Linked DNA regions of Homo sapiens: region 2 is linked to region 1. Evidence: chromatin loops called from intact Hi-C (ENCODE). Cell type or tissue: endothelial cell of umbilical vein. All regions are shown on one strand. Links, peaks and the distances in the headings refer to the core of each region. The heading gives the core; the rest is flanking DNA. Region 1 has its middle 34 kb from the start of LINC01745. Region 2 overlaps NTPCR (nucleoside-triphosphatase, cancer-related).

Region 1 (8,335 bases), core at 327-8,326:
CCTGTGGAAGGTTTTCCTTGCTTTTCCTCCCTTCCTCATTTCCCATTCCATTCAAACCTTCCCCACCTTTGACGTGATGATTGAAATGCCACCACTTCCTTTGGTTGAAGACTGTTGTTTATTCATACAGGGTGTAGACGCAATAAGGCAAGACAAGGCAGAGAGAGTGTTGGAGCCAGAACTGGAAGTACTAACATGTAGGTGGGTTTGGTGGATGTTACAAGTGTAAGCAGGCAACAAGTCAAATCTATATAATTAATTCATCTACTAGCTTTTTAATTCAACAGACATGTATTTATTGTCGACTATGTGTTTAGCATTGTGTTAGCTCTTAGAAAATGAAATAAAAGTAATAAGTGGTCCTTGTACTTAGTTAAGGAGCTTATAGACTGGTAAAAATAGGCAGATCTGCATACAAGGGAGTGACAGCATGCTGTTGGAGGTGTTAGAGGTAAGAGCGACTGATTCACAGCAAGCACCCACTGCTGGGAGGAGGCAGGTTCATGGATATCGGAACAAGCAGGCCACAGGCTTTAAATGGGACACAGGAATGGTATCACAAGACAAATGGAGTTCTGCAGTCATGTCACAGGTGGTGTCTTCAGCTTGCCCGTGTGTGCATAGTCCTGGCCTATAGCTGTGAATTAGGGCATGAAAATGTACCGAGACTCTAGTTAGGACACGTGGTTTTGGAGCCTGACATTTGAAACTTCATGTTCAATAATATTAATGAGAGACAGAAACTGATTTTCTCTGAGTACAAATTTTACGTAGAAACATGTTAGTTTAGTAATCAGCACTGACCAAAACTGAATCAACAATCTTAAAACAGTTGGCAAGACTTCTCTCACTTTTCTGGAAATCTATTCTCAGATTTCTTTTGATCTGGAGTACTCCTTGGGAGGCACATTGAATGATTTGAACACACAGATAACAAAATACATCACTTCTTCCTTCTAGCTATGCCATGTGTTACATGGTCTCTGGACTTCAGTGAACTGCTGAACTTCAGCTAATTGCATTTACCCCGTGTTCATCTCAAAATTCTTAGTAGTCATGGTAGCTCGGGGAAAGTCTGTTTAAAAATGTTTCTTTCCTAAGGCTCTGTCCAACTTCAATGAAAAATGATCAACTTATATTTCACCAGCTGTGAAAGAAGCTGTGTATGGAAGCTGAAGTTAACAAGCACCATAATTTGAATTTATCTCAGTGATAGTTTATGCCTTGTTCAAATTTGCCCCAAGGGAGCTGCCCAGCCAGCCCACCTTTTCATCTGGCCTTGCCTAAAAATAATTCCTACCTCTGATGAAAGTAGAAACAAAGATTCTAGGGTGGTCTTCCCCTTACCCCCTGCGCAAGGGAAGGGGAGCCCATTGAGGTAGGTGAGTCACTTGAAACCTCAGTGTATATGTGGCCAGTACAGGTCCCCCTTCCTTTGGAGTGGCTTTGACAGGCGAAGCTGGAGAAAGCCTGAGCACCTTGGAATTTTCTGGGGAGTGGAGAGGAGACAGGATGGAGGGGCCAGTCATACACAGTGTCCCTGCTGGGACAGAAAAGCCAGGGTTTTCATCCCCATCATGCTTTCAGTTGGATGGAGACTAAAGACAATAAGAACCTTAGGGGCTGGGCGCGGTGGCTCACGCCTGTAATCCCAGCACTTTGGGAGGCCAAGGCGGGTGGATCACAAGGTCAGGAGATGGAGACCATCCTGGCTAACATGGTGATACCCCGTCTCTACTAAAAATACAAAAAATTAGCTGGGCATTGTGGCAGGCACCTGTAGTCCCAGCTACTCGGGAGGCTGAGGCAGCAGAATGGCTTGAACCCGGGAGGCAGAGCTTGCAGTGAGCCGAGATCGTGCCACTGCACTCCAGCCTGGGCGACAGAGCAAGACTCCGTCTCAAAAAAAAAAGAACCTTAGGTACAAAGACTTCTTTATTTTCAGACAAACACCAAAAACTCGTATATCTGATAAATATGGGGTCTCCTAGAAGAGTCACTTCAAGGAGGTCTCCAATTAATCCCCAAATGTGGACCTTCTTCAAAACATACTTTGAAACTCCTCATGTGGAATGGACACAAAAACCTATGGTACCTTCTTTTGACTGCCCTTAATGAAGTCAGACTCTGACCCCAGGTTGATAAATCGCAGCGGTGCTGTAGGTGGTAAACACAGGCCGGGCCAGTGCTTATCTAACCACAGGCACTAGGGCTGCAGCAAGAGGAGATAAGGCACTGTGATCAGACCACGATGTGCTATAATCAAAGGTTAAAAAAAACACACACACACCAAGATAACATAGAAGGAGGTAGAGAATTAATTCTGGATGGAGTTGTCAGAGAAGTTTTTATGAGTTTCCATCTGAAAAATGCTTTGGGCTGGGTGCAGTGGCACACATCTGTAATCCCAGCACTTTGGGAGGCTGAGGCGGGCATATTGCTTGAGCTCAGGAGTTCGAGACCAGCCTGGGCAACATGGCAACATGGCAAGACCCTGTCTCTCCAAAAATACAAAAATTAGCCTGGTGTGGTGGCATGAGCCTGTAGTCCCAGCTACTTGGGAGGCTGAGGTGGGAGGATCACTTGAGCCTGAGAGGTGGAGGCTGCAGTGAGCCATGATCATGCCACCGCACTCCAGCCTGGGTGACAGAGGGAGATCCTGTCTCAAAAAAAAAAAAGCTGCTTTGGATATTGGTAATTTTCTCTCTGTGGCTTGAGGTTGTAGTCCCAGCTATTTGGGAGGCTGAGGTGGGAGGATCACTTGAGCCTGAGAGGTGGAGGCTGCAGTGAGCCATGATCATGCCACCGCACTCCAGCCTGGGTGACAGAGGGAGATCCTGTCTCAAAAAAAAAAAAAAAAAAAAAAAAAAGTTGCTTTGTATATTGGTAACTCTCTCTCTCTGTCTCCCTCCCTCCCTCCCTCCCTCCCTCCCTCCCTTCCTTCCTTCCTCTTACCTTTATACAGACATTGGTTCAGTTCTGCACTAAAGAATATTTATCAAATGTCTGTTACAGGCCAACATCTGGAGAAAAACTGACTAAGACACAGTCCTTGTTCTCAAGAGGCTCCCCGCCTGGTAGGGGATAGCATAGGAACAGACCTGTTTCACACAGTGAGAAAGCCAGTGGGGAAGGCGAGGCATAGAGCACTCTAAGGATCAGAGCTGGAAAGAGATGTGCTTCTACTAACGCTAAATTTTGCTTCCACTTTTACAATAAAAGCTTCTGTTTTCTTTTTTTCTCTAGGCTGTCAGGGAATTTAGGGATAAGTTTTATGGCTAGTAGTCTCCTCTTAGTTCTAGATTTCTGAGAATCCCATTCTCCCTACTCCATCACTCAGAGCTGATCCTACACGTGCCATTTTAATATGCTTTTAACATTTTCGGAAATAGCCAGGACATAGTGGAAAATAAATGAATACCTCCCAGAAGCATAAGAGCAATAAAGGCATTAGATAGAGCCCAGGATCCTTATTTATCAATTTTGTGGCTCTGCTAGGAAAACTCTTACAGGAAACTGAGCTGCTCAGAATTTTTTTTTTAAATCTATAGGTTTTTTGCAGAAATTTCTAGTGGTATTAGCTTTGTGAGTTGGAATTAAGAGTGGAGCTGGTCAGGTGGAGAATGCTGAGACAATGTTTTAAAGCATATTTATTACATAACTGAGATTGAGCAGAAATGTGAAGACAGCAGCTTGCCATATTTGGAGACGTCCTGCTTCTCTTCTACAGTGGGACCCAGCCATTCTTCTGTGTTGGCCCTCAGCATACTCTAAGCACCTTAAGGGCCAGGACCAATATTGTCTACCTGTAATCCCAGCATCTTGCACAGTGCCTAGCTTGTAGGAAGCACATATAATGAATGAATAAACATGACATATTTCTTCCAAGCTTTGGCCCTGAGCCACTAAGAATGATTATGGCACTGATTAAAACAGGGAAGCTAAAAGGAGGAGCAAATTGGGGGCAGCAATGGTTGATTTAGTTTATAAAATGTTGAGTTTGAGGTGAAGCTATCCAGGTGGAGATGTCCCTCATACTGAGAAATCTTATATGATCTCTATGTGCCTCTTTGCATTCTCATCTATTAAGAGGAGATGATGATAATAGAATATATCTCATGGGGTTATTGAGAAGACCAGATAGGACAAGCTAAGTAAGTTCTGGCTCATAGCCAACACTAATAAGCATAAGCTCAAATAAATAACTACAGAGCCAGCTGTGATCCCTTCCTCTACTTACATTTCCTACACACTCAGTCAGGAAGTCTTATGAATTTTCCTGCAATATTTCTAGCATTAGTTGCCCATTCCTTTTGCACTCCTTCCTCCTTTACAACCTCTTTGCTAACTTCAGAAAATTTCTCTTCAGTCCCTCCCATTCCCTCAGTCTCAGTGCTGCCAGCTGACCTTCCCAGAGCCTGGCTCTGTCCCTCTCCCGTCCACTGCCACTCAGTCTTCAGCTTCCACTCATTTCTGCAGAAAGGCAAAACCAACAGGATGCACTGAGCACATAAAGACCAAGCTTCATCTGCTTCTCCCACCTGCAGTTCTAATGCCCATGAATTGTGCCCAATCTAGACTAAATACATTACTAGACCCTAGCAGCATCAGCTGCACCACCGTCAAAAGCAGTCTTCCATTCTTCCATGACTCATTCATTCATGTATTCACTTGTGGTATTTGAGGTCATCCTGAGCTCTGGAGCCTCATAGGCCTGAATCTGACTCCTGGCTCTGCCCTTTTCTATCAGGCTGCTTAGCCTCTCTGAGCCTCAGTTTCCTCATCTTTAAAGATGAAGCAAGTAACACCCTGAAGGAGTAGGTGGACGGGCTCTGCTCCATAGAAGGTGCTCCATAAATACTGGCATTCTTCTTTCATGTCCTAAGTAGCTGGTCCTTCATGTGTCTCAGGCCTGCTGGGAATCCAGTCTTTCTCCTTCACTCTGTGTAGAAAGGGCGGGCAGCTGAGATGACAGTCAGCTACAGGCCCATGGTCATTGTCGCTCCAGGTGTTGGCAATTTATCTTGAGGGAATTCTAGAGGCAAAGCCCAGCCTTGACAACTGCCTCCCTGAAGAGTGCTGTCTTGTCCACTCCCCTCATTCTGAAAAAAGAAAATACTGGGGTGCAAAACATATTGTTTATCCTGGTAACAGAGTGAATCAATTCCACAATTTCCTATATTCCAAATCCAGCCCTGGTTTGGATGATCAAATACCTTTCCCATTATAAAGGGCTTTCTCTCTTTTAAAAGTTTGTACAGACTAGGATCTACTTATTTTTGGCTTCCTGCCACCCAGAACAGTGCCTGGCACACAATAGGTGCTTGCTAAATATGTGTTAAGTGAGTGAATGAAGAAATTGATTACACCCGTGCCAGAGAAGTAAGCCCTCTATAGGATTTCCATGGCTCCCTCCGAGGGAGGGCTCCCTGTCGTGCTGGTGGCAAGGAGCTTATAAGGCCTCGGTCAGTTCCATGAACTGGAATCAATAGGTGGATTTGAGTGCAATAGCTTCTCATCAGACCTCTACATGAGGTCATCAGCGCACCACTGAAGCACTCCAATGGGAACATAAGAGCTCGGGTTCCCAATGCTGGACACTATTCTGATGAATGTCTGGTGGGCATTCATAAAGAAGAACTCAACTCACTTGAGAAACGGCTTTGTACGTGACATTTCAAGAAGAACTCAACTCACTTGAGAAACGGCTTTGGACATGATACTTTCAAGAAGAGAAAGCTTTTCCTTTGCAGAGATGTGACTCTAGTTGCAGGGGACAGCTAGTCATCATTGCCTGTCTTTTCCCAGACTCTATGGTGGCAGCCAGATGTCCCAGCCACATGCTGACTTTTCTGTCCTTCCTTTATTAAAAAACCCCAAAGAAACCAAGTGTCCAGATGGCCAGACTGCAAGGCTTTTTGATGATCATATCTCTCGGTTGGGACATGACTAAAACACATTTCTAAATAGAGTACAAACCCTCAGGAAAAGCTGACCCCAGAGATACGGAATACTTCTCTTGGCTGGCAAGTTGAGTGCCGACTCTTGGGGCCCATGTTCTCTTCCAGTCCTGACTTCCTTCCTTAGGAAGCCTGGTGGAGCCCGTCTGCACCCTCCCTGGTAGGCTTGCTGATGATATTCCAACACCCCTGAAACACACACTCAGTAAAATGCATCTGAACTAATTCAGAACAAAGAGAGAACTGCAGTCCCGATGTTTCAGGCTTCCCTGGGGACCACCTGTCCCAGAGCCAGGGCTGACTGAGAATGCAGTGCTGGGCAGAAGCTGGTTCTGACGACAGTACATGTAAGCCCCACACTCCTTCCAGGGCTGTGACTCAACTCAGCAGCAGCAGCCATGGCTCAAGGGCAGCATTAGCTCAACTCTGACTACCACCAGCTTACCCTTCCTCTGAGCCCATGCCCAAGCCCTGTGCGAATGGCATCAACACCCTGAGTGCTGTAGGGGAGTAGCACCTGTCCTGAAGCTGATAGTGCCCATGGGCCATTTTTTTTTTTTTTTGAGACAAAGTCTCACTCTGCTGCCCAGGCTGGAATACAGTGGCACAGTCACAGCGCTTGAACTCCTGGGCTCAAGTGATACTCCTGCCGCAGACTCCTGAGGCCATCACTCCCAGTTATGTTTTTTCTCTTTTGTTGAAACAGGATTTCACTATGTTGCCCAGGCTATTAAACTCCTGGCCTCAAGCAGTCCTCCCACCTTGGCCTCCCAAAGGGCTGGGAATACAGGTGTGAGCCATCAGAGGAAAGTTGCTCAGCTCTGTAAGACCTCCCCTACCCAGATATCATATGCCTAACATTCCTTCATTATAATTCATTCTTTGAATTCTTCCCTGCCCTCTTTCCAGACTAAATGCCAATAGGAGCTTATGATTCCAGGATGAATTCATAGTATATTTCTACTTGAACAGAAAAGATCAAGAGCAACTTCGGGTGGTACTTCAAAGCCCTTCACACACAATGAGGCCTTCTTAATTTCAAACCTGTCAGGACCAGCCCTTCTTATGGTTAAAAACGGCATTCACTTTTCCAAAAAGACTCCGAGTTAATGCGTGAAGGTCATTCACTGCACGGCTTCTTCGGGCCAAGGCTCATTCGGAAGAAAGCATTGACTCACAGTTGGAGAAATCTGACCTCTGAGATGGTCATTCCCTTAGCAGAGATGGGGTTCTGGTCTGCACTTTCACTCTTTTCTCTTAGATGAACATCCAGTTTTGTTTTGTTTCATTTTCTCTTGAGCAAAAGAGGGCAGAGTCCACTACAGTTAGAGCTCTGTTCAATATCCGTGGGTTCTTCATCCATGGATTCAGCAAACCTCAGATTAAAAATATTCAATAGGCTGGGTGTGGTACTCCCTCCTGTAATCCTAGCACTTTGGGAGGCTGAGGCAGGAGGATCACTTGAGGCTCAGAGTTCAAGACCAGCCCTGGTGACATAGCAAGACCCTGTGTCTACAAAAAAGAAAGAAAGGCAAAAAAAAAAAAATTGGAAATAAAAAAGGATGCTAAGCATACACGGACTCTTAGGCATTTTTCTTGTCATCATTCCCTAAACAGCACAGTATAATAACTATTTACATAGCATTTACATTGTACTGGGTATTATAACTAATCTAGAGATGATTTAAAGTTTATGGGAGGATGCGTGTAGGTTACATGCAAATACTGCATCATTTTACATAAGGGACTTGAGTGTCTGTGGATTCTAATATCCTCGGGGGATCGCAGGTCCAATCCCCATGGATACCGAGGGGGAACTGCATGTCACTCATTGATTCCTGAACACCCCAGCTGCTTCCAGGCCTTTGGCACTTTCTCACCTCTGTGCCTTTGCTCATTATTCCTTGGCTCTGTCACTTCCCCAGTATGTTTTTAAGCTGCCTTACAGAGAGAGGAGGAAATCCAGCCAGTTTCTGAAAATCAAGACCAAACCAGAAACCCCAAATCATCCATCAGAATTGGGTCCGGCTGCCCTCTCTCCTTATCCACTCAACTTCCTCCCTACATATTTATCTCCTATGCTTTGTTTTTCCTGAGCAGTTTGTAATTTGGGATTCAGTCTCATTACTTGAAGTTCGTTACCTCTCTCACTAGCTCTTACTTCCATGTAGATGTCTTGGAATTGACACAGAGTCCTCTTTGCCTCTCAGGCTGGTTTTGTTAGTCACCAGTAATGACCTGTTACTAAATGCCAGCACACCTCATTTTCTGACTTACTATGCCCTTTTGGGCAACTGGTAAACCAACATTCTCTTCTTTCATATCTTAAAATTCTATCCATCTTTCAAAGACAAATTCAGCTTCTATGCATAACC
Region 2 (8,335 bases), core at 320-8,319, 290 kb after region 1:
CTGGGAGTGGGCCTTGCCCTGGTCCAAGGAGTCAAACTCTGGGGGATGGCCCCATGATCTGTTCTGGCAAGTTCTCATGTGGTTTTTAGGTCCCCCGCACTTTGAGAAGCACTGCTGTAGACCACATGTGAGAGATGAGGGGCTAGGGCTTGTTGACCAGTGGCAGCGTCTGAGCCAGTCGGAAGGGACTCATGGCATTGCTGGCACTTTGTCTAAATTCTTGCCTTTCTTTCCCTGTTGTCCCTCTGTTTTCCTCTCAGTCAGATATTGCTTCTCCCCAACCCCTACCCTTAGTTTCTTTGAGTCAGTGGTAGCTGTGCTCTTGGCTGAGCTCTGCTCACACACCTCACTCCCCACCCCCAGTTTAAAAGCTCCCTGGCCCTGCAAGTGCCAAGTGAACAAGTCAGGCAGGCAGGGCCACTCCTATCAGGGGGAGTGGAGAGTGAGTACCCGTGAGCACCTTCCTCATGATCATTTTAATCACTGAGTGAAATGTCACCTTGGCCCACTGGCAGTATCCACATGTTGCCACCAAAGAATCCTGGAGTATCCACATGTTGCCACCAAGAATCCTGGAGTGTGGTGGTAAACAGCCATTAGGGTTAGACCAGCCAGACTTGGAAAAATGTATGCGCTTCTTTATTGATTTATTTATTCCTTCATTTGGTCAATAGTGATTGAGCACCTACTGTATGCTAGGTGTCATTCTAAGTCTTGGGATACTGTGGTGAACGAGACTGACCAAGGCGCTGCTTTCATGGAGCTTACATTCTAATGGAGGAGCTGAATACCAAAAATGTGAACAGATAAGTTAAGCAATTTCAGATACTGATAAAGGCAAAAATAAAGAAACCAGGCAATGTGGTAGTTGGGGGCAGGAGTAGCAAGGGCGATCAGGGAAGGTCTCTTCAAGGAGGTGACATTTGAGAGCCCTGAAAAGTCTGTGGGGTTCTTCAGAGTTTCATGTCGTCTTCTCTTATTTTACATTTTTGGTTGTGATTATAGAGTTTCCATGGAAATCAAGGCAATGAATAGTGAAAGATCATGAAAGAAAATTAGTTTTGAGGTCAGATAGCTTCTAGGCTGGAAGACCGGGAAATTGCTAGTGTTAGACTCCAGGGATTGGCTAGTTCCACAAACTAATCTAATCTAACAGTCCTAAGGAAGGATTGAAAGGAGCTGACTGTGATGCCCAGAAACAGACTTTGTGTCTTAGGATCATACCACATTTCTTCCGCTCTCTGAGACTCAAAATTATTCTCCAGGCAAGATAATCATTGCTTCTAATGATCTGTAAATAAAACAATTAGCTTTGAGTTAATTAAGTAAGAGATAGGGGCTGACATACCCTGTTTTTTTTTGTTGTTGTTGCTTTGGGGTTTGTGTGGTCCTTCTGTTTCAGTTTTATTTTATTTTTTATTTAACTTATTTTTTTGAGGGGGAGGGACAGAGTCTTGCTCTGTTGCCCAGAGTAATCTGTGCTGGGATTACAGGTGTGAGCCACTGTGCCTGGCCTTTTCCAGTTTTATAAATCAAGAACCTCATTTTCTTTTTTTCTGAGACAAGGTTAGTCTCTGTGGCCCATGCTGGAGTGCAGTGGCATGCTCTTGGCTCACTGCATCCTCTGCCTCCTAGGCTGAAGCCATCCTCCACCTCAGCCTCCCAAAAAGCTGGGACTACAGGCATGTGCCACCACACCTGACTCATTTGTGCATTTTTTGTAGAGATGGGGTTTCACCATGTTGCCCGGGGTTGATCTCGAATTGAAGAGCTGAAACAATCTGCCTGCCTCAGCCTCTCAAAGTGTTGGAATTATAGGCATGAGCCACTGTGCCTGGCCAAGAACCTCATTTTCTTTATCTGCAAACTTAGGTGTTGGATTAGATATATTTTTGGGTTCTTTCCATTGCTCACATGCAATAAAGTATCCGAATCCATTTTTGAGAGTGCCCTTCACATTCAGTACTTAGTCCATCGTTTAGGCACCTGTGAGGCATGATCTCTGCCCTCAAGAAAAACAGACCATGGGGCAATCAAAATCTAGGGGCAGGGAAGGGAGAGATCTATGTGAGCAGTGGTAGTGGAGAGGTGTCCAAAGGAAGGGGTTCTTGAGTTGGCTCTTGAAGGAGGAAATGGGAAAAAGAAGGGAGAACATTCCAGGTAAGAAAATGAGCTATGAAAAGGGGTCAGAGTCAGCGTCCCCTTGCTACCAGCTGAACATGCGTAGTGTGAAGATGAGACTGAGCCCGTGATATGGGGGAAATGTACCACACGAATTAGTAATATTATCTAGACTTATTCTTCACAATGTTGGGTGAACAGAGTACTTTCCAATGAATATGCATAGTGTGAAGATGAGACTGAGCTCATGATATGGGGGAAATATACCACACAAATTAGTAATATTATCTTGACTTATTCTTCATAACGTTGGGTGAACAGAGTACTTTCCAAAAACACCCGAGAACTCTTCCAGTTTTAGACAAGATAGAGTAGACACACTTGTGTTTATTTTTCCTGCTAAGGATGTTATTTATAATACAAGCATAAGAAGACCTGAAAAGTGAAGAGAAAAAGACAGACTGGCTAGGAACCTAAGGACCTAAGGAACAACACAACAGACACAACTGAAAATCATTTGTCATGCCAAGAATCAGGAATACCTAAACCTGAGTGAGGAAAGGCCATCAGCAGATCTCAACAGCAAGGTGACTCAGATAGTGGAATTATAGGGCAAGGATTTGAAAACAGCTATCATAAAAATGCTTCATAAAATTACAGATACACATGAAACAAATGAAAAATAGTCTCAGCAAGAACTGGAAAGTTTCAGCAAAAACCTAGAAGATAGAAGAATCAAATGAAAATTTTAGAACTATACAATAGCCAATAAAAAAGTCACTGAATGGGCTCATCAGCAGAATAGAGATGACAGGAGAAAGAATCAGTGAACTTGAAGGTAGAACAATAGAAATTACCTGACAAAGAGCAGACTTAAAAGAAAAAGTAATGAACAAAATGAACAGAGTTTCTGGGACCTGTGGGACTATAACAAAAGATGTGACATTCACATCATTGTAGTAACAGGAGATGAGTGTGGGGTTGAAAAAGTGTTTGAAGAAGTAATGGCTGCATTTTTGTCATATTTGGCAAAAGACATAAACCTACATTTTCAGTGAACCCCAAGAGGATAAACTCAAATTCATGCCAAGACATACCATAGTCAAACTTATGAAAATTAAAGTCTTGAAAGCAGTGAAAGGAAAGCAGCACCTTACCTATAGGGTAAAAACAATATGAGTGACAGCAGATTTCTCAGGAGAAACCATGAAGGCCAGAAGGAGGTGGTACATTTTCCAAGTGTTGAAACAACTGTCGACTCATAATTCTATAAGACATTCACAGATGAAGGAAAACTAAGAGAATTTGTCATAATAGAACTGCTCTAAAAGAATGGCCAAAGGAAGTTCTCTTATCAGAAAGGAAATGGTAAAAGGAGACCTGGAACATCAGGAAGGAAGAAAGAACAATGGGAAGAGTAAAACTCTGAGTGAGTGTAGTGGGCTTTTCTTCCTCTGTTGACTTTTGAAGAATTATGTTTGACAGTTGAGGCAAAACGATAACATTCTCTGATGTGTTAAAAAAAATAGCTGAAAAAAGAAAAGAAAGAACAGTACCTGAGAAGGAAAATAAAATCTCACTGATACAATCTTTGGCACCTCCTATTACCTAGTAAAGCATCAGTAGAAGAAATTGGTGATGGAGTATTTTTATTCATCTATTTGGTAAATATTGAGCACGCACTGTATGTCAGGTACTGTTCTATCCACTGGAGTTTTAGCAGTGAACAATAGAGAGGGAGAACCAGACATCATTTTATCAGTAACCCAGTCCTGCCATAACTCACTCCCTCCCACTATAATGGCATTAATCCATTCATGAGGGCTGCCCCCATGACCTAATCACCTCTTAAAGGTCCCACCTCTATTTGCATGGGGGTTAAGTTTCCAACACATGAAATGTGGGGGACACAGTCAAATCATAGCAGGTGACTTATGGGTTCTTCAATAATTTGTTTTTCAGAACTCTAAGAGGTTATTACCATTGTATCCCATTGAGTTTTATCCCATTGTATCCCAATGAGTGTGTCATTGATTGATTTTGCTGCCTTCTAGTTAATGTCATAACATTGAAAATGTTATCAACAACTTTAGTTCTTTTTCAAGCTGGCAGCTTCATAGTATGACTAAGCCTCTTGTTTAGACCTTGGGGTGCACATGTTCTTGGCAGCAGTGAGTGGATATTATCTGATCTTCCAGGCTGCTTGCATGCTACCTCACTGCCTTCTAACTTGTTTAATATGATCAGTGTCTGTATGCCCTGCTCAGTCTCCCCTTCCCGCTTCTTGATTGTTTAAATAAGAAGTTGAGGTGGTGATATCACAAATTTGTCTTCTCATCTGGTTGGCCTAGGTACGGCGAGAGACAGTACTTGACTCATCTGCTGGGCACAGATGCAGTACCAGATACTGGGTCCTGCTTATGTTCTGACTTTAACAACCCCAGACCTGAAAACATGGATGGAGCAGGCAGGGGAAGAAATGCCTCTTAGTATACAACTATGTGCAAGAAAGCAAAACAAAACCACATGCATTTCCTTGAAACTGTGGGAAGGGCCCCCAACATTCCTAATAAGCAAGGGATTGGATCTGGAGGTCACAGGATGAATGAGATGTGGCCTCTGACCCCATGGTGCTCACAGTCTTATCTTCACTGTGCCCAGGATAAATTCTTACCAAGGGCCCCCCTACAGCCACTGGGCAGGTGCAAGGGTTCAGGTTCACTCAGCTTCCTTTCTTTCTCTTAAGGCTCCAGTGCAGAAAAAAAGAATGGTTGGGATTACTTTCTTCTTTCTGCAGTCTTCTTTATTTCCTTTTCCTGCTCCCAGCTCCCAGTTCCCTCTTCTAATTAGCTTCTCAGGAAAGGCTTTCTGCAACCAAAATTCTGGCTGTTGAATAAAAAGTAGACTAGAATTTCACATAAGGCAAAGACTCCTGAGGTTGGCAGATGCTGTGATCCTTGTTCTTGCATTTGGGAGTGTGCTTTTCTCAACAGGGAATATCATAAGTGAATACTGCAGAGAGTTGCACATCAACATTTTATTGCATAATTTTCAGAAATAATCTTAGGGAAATCAAAGGGAGTATCAAAATATTAATATTGGAGTGTTTGCATTCTGCTCAATTTTCAAATTAATTTTTAATTTGTAATTGATATAATGTACATATTTATGGGGTACAGTGTGATGTTTCAGTGCATGTATACATTGTATAATGATCAAATCAGGGTAATTTCCATATCTGTCACTTTAAATTATCATTTTTGTGGTGATGACATTCAAAATCTTCTCTTCTAGCTATCTTGAAATATACACTACCTTGTTATTTACTCTGTAGTCACCGTACTGTGTCATAGAAGACCAGAGCAAATTCTCCAGCTGTGTATCACAGTCCACTCTCACAGAGCCTGGCTGGAGGCAGAAGCTACTGCAATCACTGCTGAACTCAGAGTGGAAGAAAAGGGCCCCTGTGGTGCCCACCTCTGTGTCGCCTCCTTTCTACCTCAGGTGGATTCCTTGAATGCAAACAACAGGAATGGACTTTGGCTAACTTAAGTGAAAACAGCATCAAAAAGCCTTATAGGCTTTGGAGCTGTCCCATGAAGCCAAAGGAAAAGCTGACTGTCCTCATTTCAAGTGGAGCCACAGCCGCCCAGGATTGACGCAGCCAGGACCAGTAGAAATGGGATCACAGGATTGACGCAGCCAGGACCGGTAGAAATGGGATCACGGGACTGACGCAGCCAGGACCAGTAGAAATGGGATCACGGGATTGACGCAGCCAGGACCAGTAGAAATGGGATCAGCTTCTGGCACTTGCTGCGTGAGCTCACTCCTCTTGGGGTGCAGATCTCAGTCACTCCTCTTGGGGTACAGATCTCAGAGAAGTTGCCAGGGCCTGGCTTGCCCACTTGTTGGCTGGGGGCAAGTTTCCTAGACCGTACAGTCTCCTAAAGACAACCAGAGCACTCTTCCAAGAAGGGTGAGCAGGTGCCAGGAACCAGAATTGACGAGGTCCGCTCTGCATCTCCTCTTCAGACATGTATTGGCACCTATTGTATGCCAGGCCCCCTCTTCAGATACAACCACCCTGAACCTCAGAAGGCTTCCACATGCACTCCCTGCTCTTACCGGGAACCTTGGCTCAGCCCCTTTTCCATGGTTCACCTGTCGAAATTACATCCAGGCTTAAGCACCCCTGGAAGCCTTTCCTGCCCCTGACCCCACACATGCCCCTGTTCCTGCCTGCCCCCCAGACTCCTTCATTGTCCTTGTTCATGCCTGTCCTGTCCTGGTCTGCGAGCTCCATGAGGTCAGGGTCCTTACCTGTGGTGCTTCTCTATGCGCATCTCTGTGCCTGGCTCCTGTTTGCCCTTCCACCCCATCAGCGTGTGTTGAGTGGATGGATATTATATGGGCCAAGTAGGAAGGCACTGTGATGGGAGCAGAGATGGCCCTTCCTTTACCCTGGGGCACTCGGGATGGTGTGGTAGTGAAAGAAAAATAAACAGATCATCGGGTAAAGCTCTGGTGAACTCTTTGTTGCTTTTGTTTGATTTTGTAATGGTGTAAGTGTTGGAGAACACACTGCAGTCAGGAGGCCTGAGTAACAGTCTGTACGGAGGCACCCTCACGTCTCTGGCTCTCCCACTTCTCCATGTTTCAAATGAGCACTTGATGTTTGTGGAGAGGCGGGTAGATGACTGAGCATCCCAGAATCCTGGGCGCTTCACTGCTGCTCTGCTGGGTGCCCTCCTGGGCCCCGCTGGCTCCCAGGCTCTCCTCCTCGCTTCACTCCAACAGTTGAGTTCCTTCCATTCAGGACAGGTCGTGCTCAGGGGTCCTGTGTGCCCATCATCCGTCCCGGTGTGCCTCGTCGGACTCACTTCACAGCTCTCCCCATGGTTGGCTGAAATCTGTCTGGGCTCCAAACCCACTTTGACTTTTTGAGCTGTCACTTGGCAGAAACTGATGCTGGGACTCGGTGATTCCTGTCCTGTTTCTGAGTGCTCCTGAAGAGCTGGGCCTCCTGCCTGGGTAACAAAACATACCTCACCCTCTCCCAGCCTTCCAGGCGTTTCTTTTAGAGAGTTACCTAGCACAAGATTGAAGAAGAGGAAAGGAGCTCTGAAGCCTGTTCTCTCACTTCTTCCCACAGGTCACCAAGGAAAACAGAAACCACCTTCTGCCAGATATCGTGACGTGCGTGCAGAGCAGCAGGAAGTGAAGACACGTGCATTCCTGCCTTCCGTGAAGGAGTGCCCAGTTCAAGAGGAGCCTGATGGAGCCCTGCCTGTCGAGGCTGTATGCCTATGGGGTTATGGAACCTTGTGGGCTTTTCTAGAGAAAACTCAACAGCTGTTTCCCATAAAATGTTTAAAAGATCAAATTAGCCTTAATGCTGGATTGTCTGTACAAGATTAACTATCCATTGTGGCTTATCTATGCTTAAAGATTTCTTGTTTATTTCCTCTTGCAGTCATGCACATGATTTGGGTAAACTGTGAGATGAGAAATGGTTTTCAGAGTATTAGATGGAATTCACCCCCGTTGAAGTTTATAAATGTGTTCAGGGGAAGCGGGAGGAAAGAGTTCACTGCCTAATCAGTTTTGCATGTCATGAAAATTAAATTCCTCTCCAGGTGCAGCTTCAGCCTCATGCAACTTAAAGTGATAACAGTTATTTGATTTTTTAAAAAATATTATTCCAAAAGAAAACCATTTTAGGTCATCTCCCCCAACTCTGTTTGCTTACTGCTTAATAAATATAAAAATAAATCTGATGGTTACAGACAGGAGGCATTGTGTGGGAGGAATACACAACCTTTGGAAGTGTTGATAGCATCTGATATTCAGCCGACCAGATGACAAGAGCTCAGGCCCACGGGTTTGCATAAGAGCACTGCTTTGCCTTAGTTTACTCGGGAGCAATTTTGAATCTTTCTATGCCTAGTTTCCCTTCCAGAAAAGCAGGAAGTGGCTGTCATCTCAGGAGTGATGTCACACCACAGAAGGAAACTGTCAACCACTCCACACAACTGTGGAGAGTGCCCAGTGCCAGGGGCTGGGCTTATCAGGAATAATGGTGTAGCAATGCGGAGTTCAGCCCATAACAGGGGTACTATAAAAATGAAGTAGGAAAGTAGAAGAGACCCCTGAAACCCCAGAACTGATAGAGGATAAAAACTTCCCTCCAAGTGGTAGATGGTACTGGAGT

The links. Peaks named below come from ENCODE experiments on the same cell type or tissue, not always from the same donor. Only the 100,000 strongest peaks of a DNase experiment are listed, where the experiment ranks them.
Region 2: a loop joins it to region 1, with 10 times the contacts of the local background. A loop is called at or near these places in 1 of 110 quality-filtered maps.

The regions. Positions count from the first base shown.
Region 1 is chr1:232,680,244-232,688,578 of GRCh38, forward strand. No RefSeq gene overlaps it. Among named protein-coding and RNA genes, the nearest start is that of LINC01745, 34 kb to the right of the region's middle. In endothelial cell of umbilical vein, for the core only: no CTCF peak of the experiment used is centred there; DNase peaks (open chromatin) are centred at 3,848 and 4,458; H3K27ac peaks cover 2,225 bases.
Region 2 is chr1:232,970,887-232,979,221 of GRCh38, forward strand. It overlaps NTPCR (nucleoside-triphosphatase, cancer-related), which reads left to right. Exons shown (of 5, transcript NM_032324.3): 5 at 7,277-8,335. The coding sequence ends at 7,345. Among named protein-coding and RNA genes, the nearest start is that of NTPCR, 24 kb to the left of the region's middle. RefSeq lists an enhancer at 6,868-8,067. In endothelial cell of umbilical vein, for the core only: no CTCF peak of the experiment used is centred there; DNase peaks (open chromatin) are centred at 3,385, 4,255 and 7,505.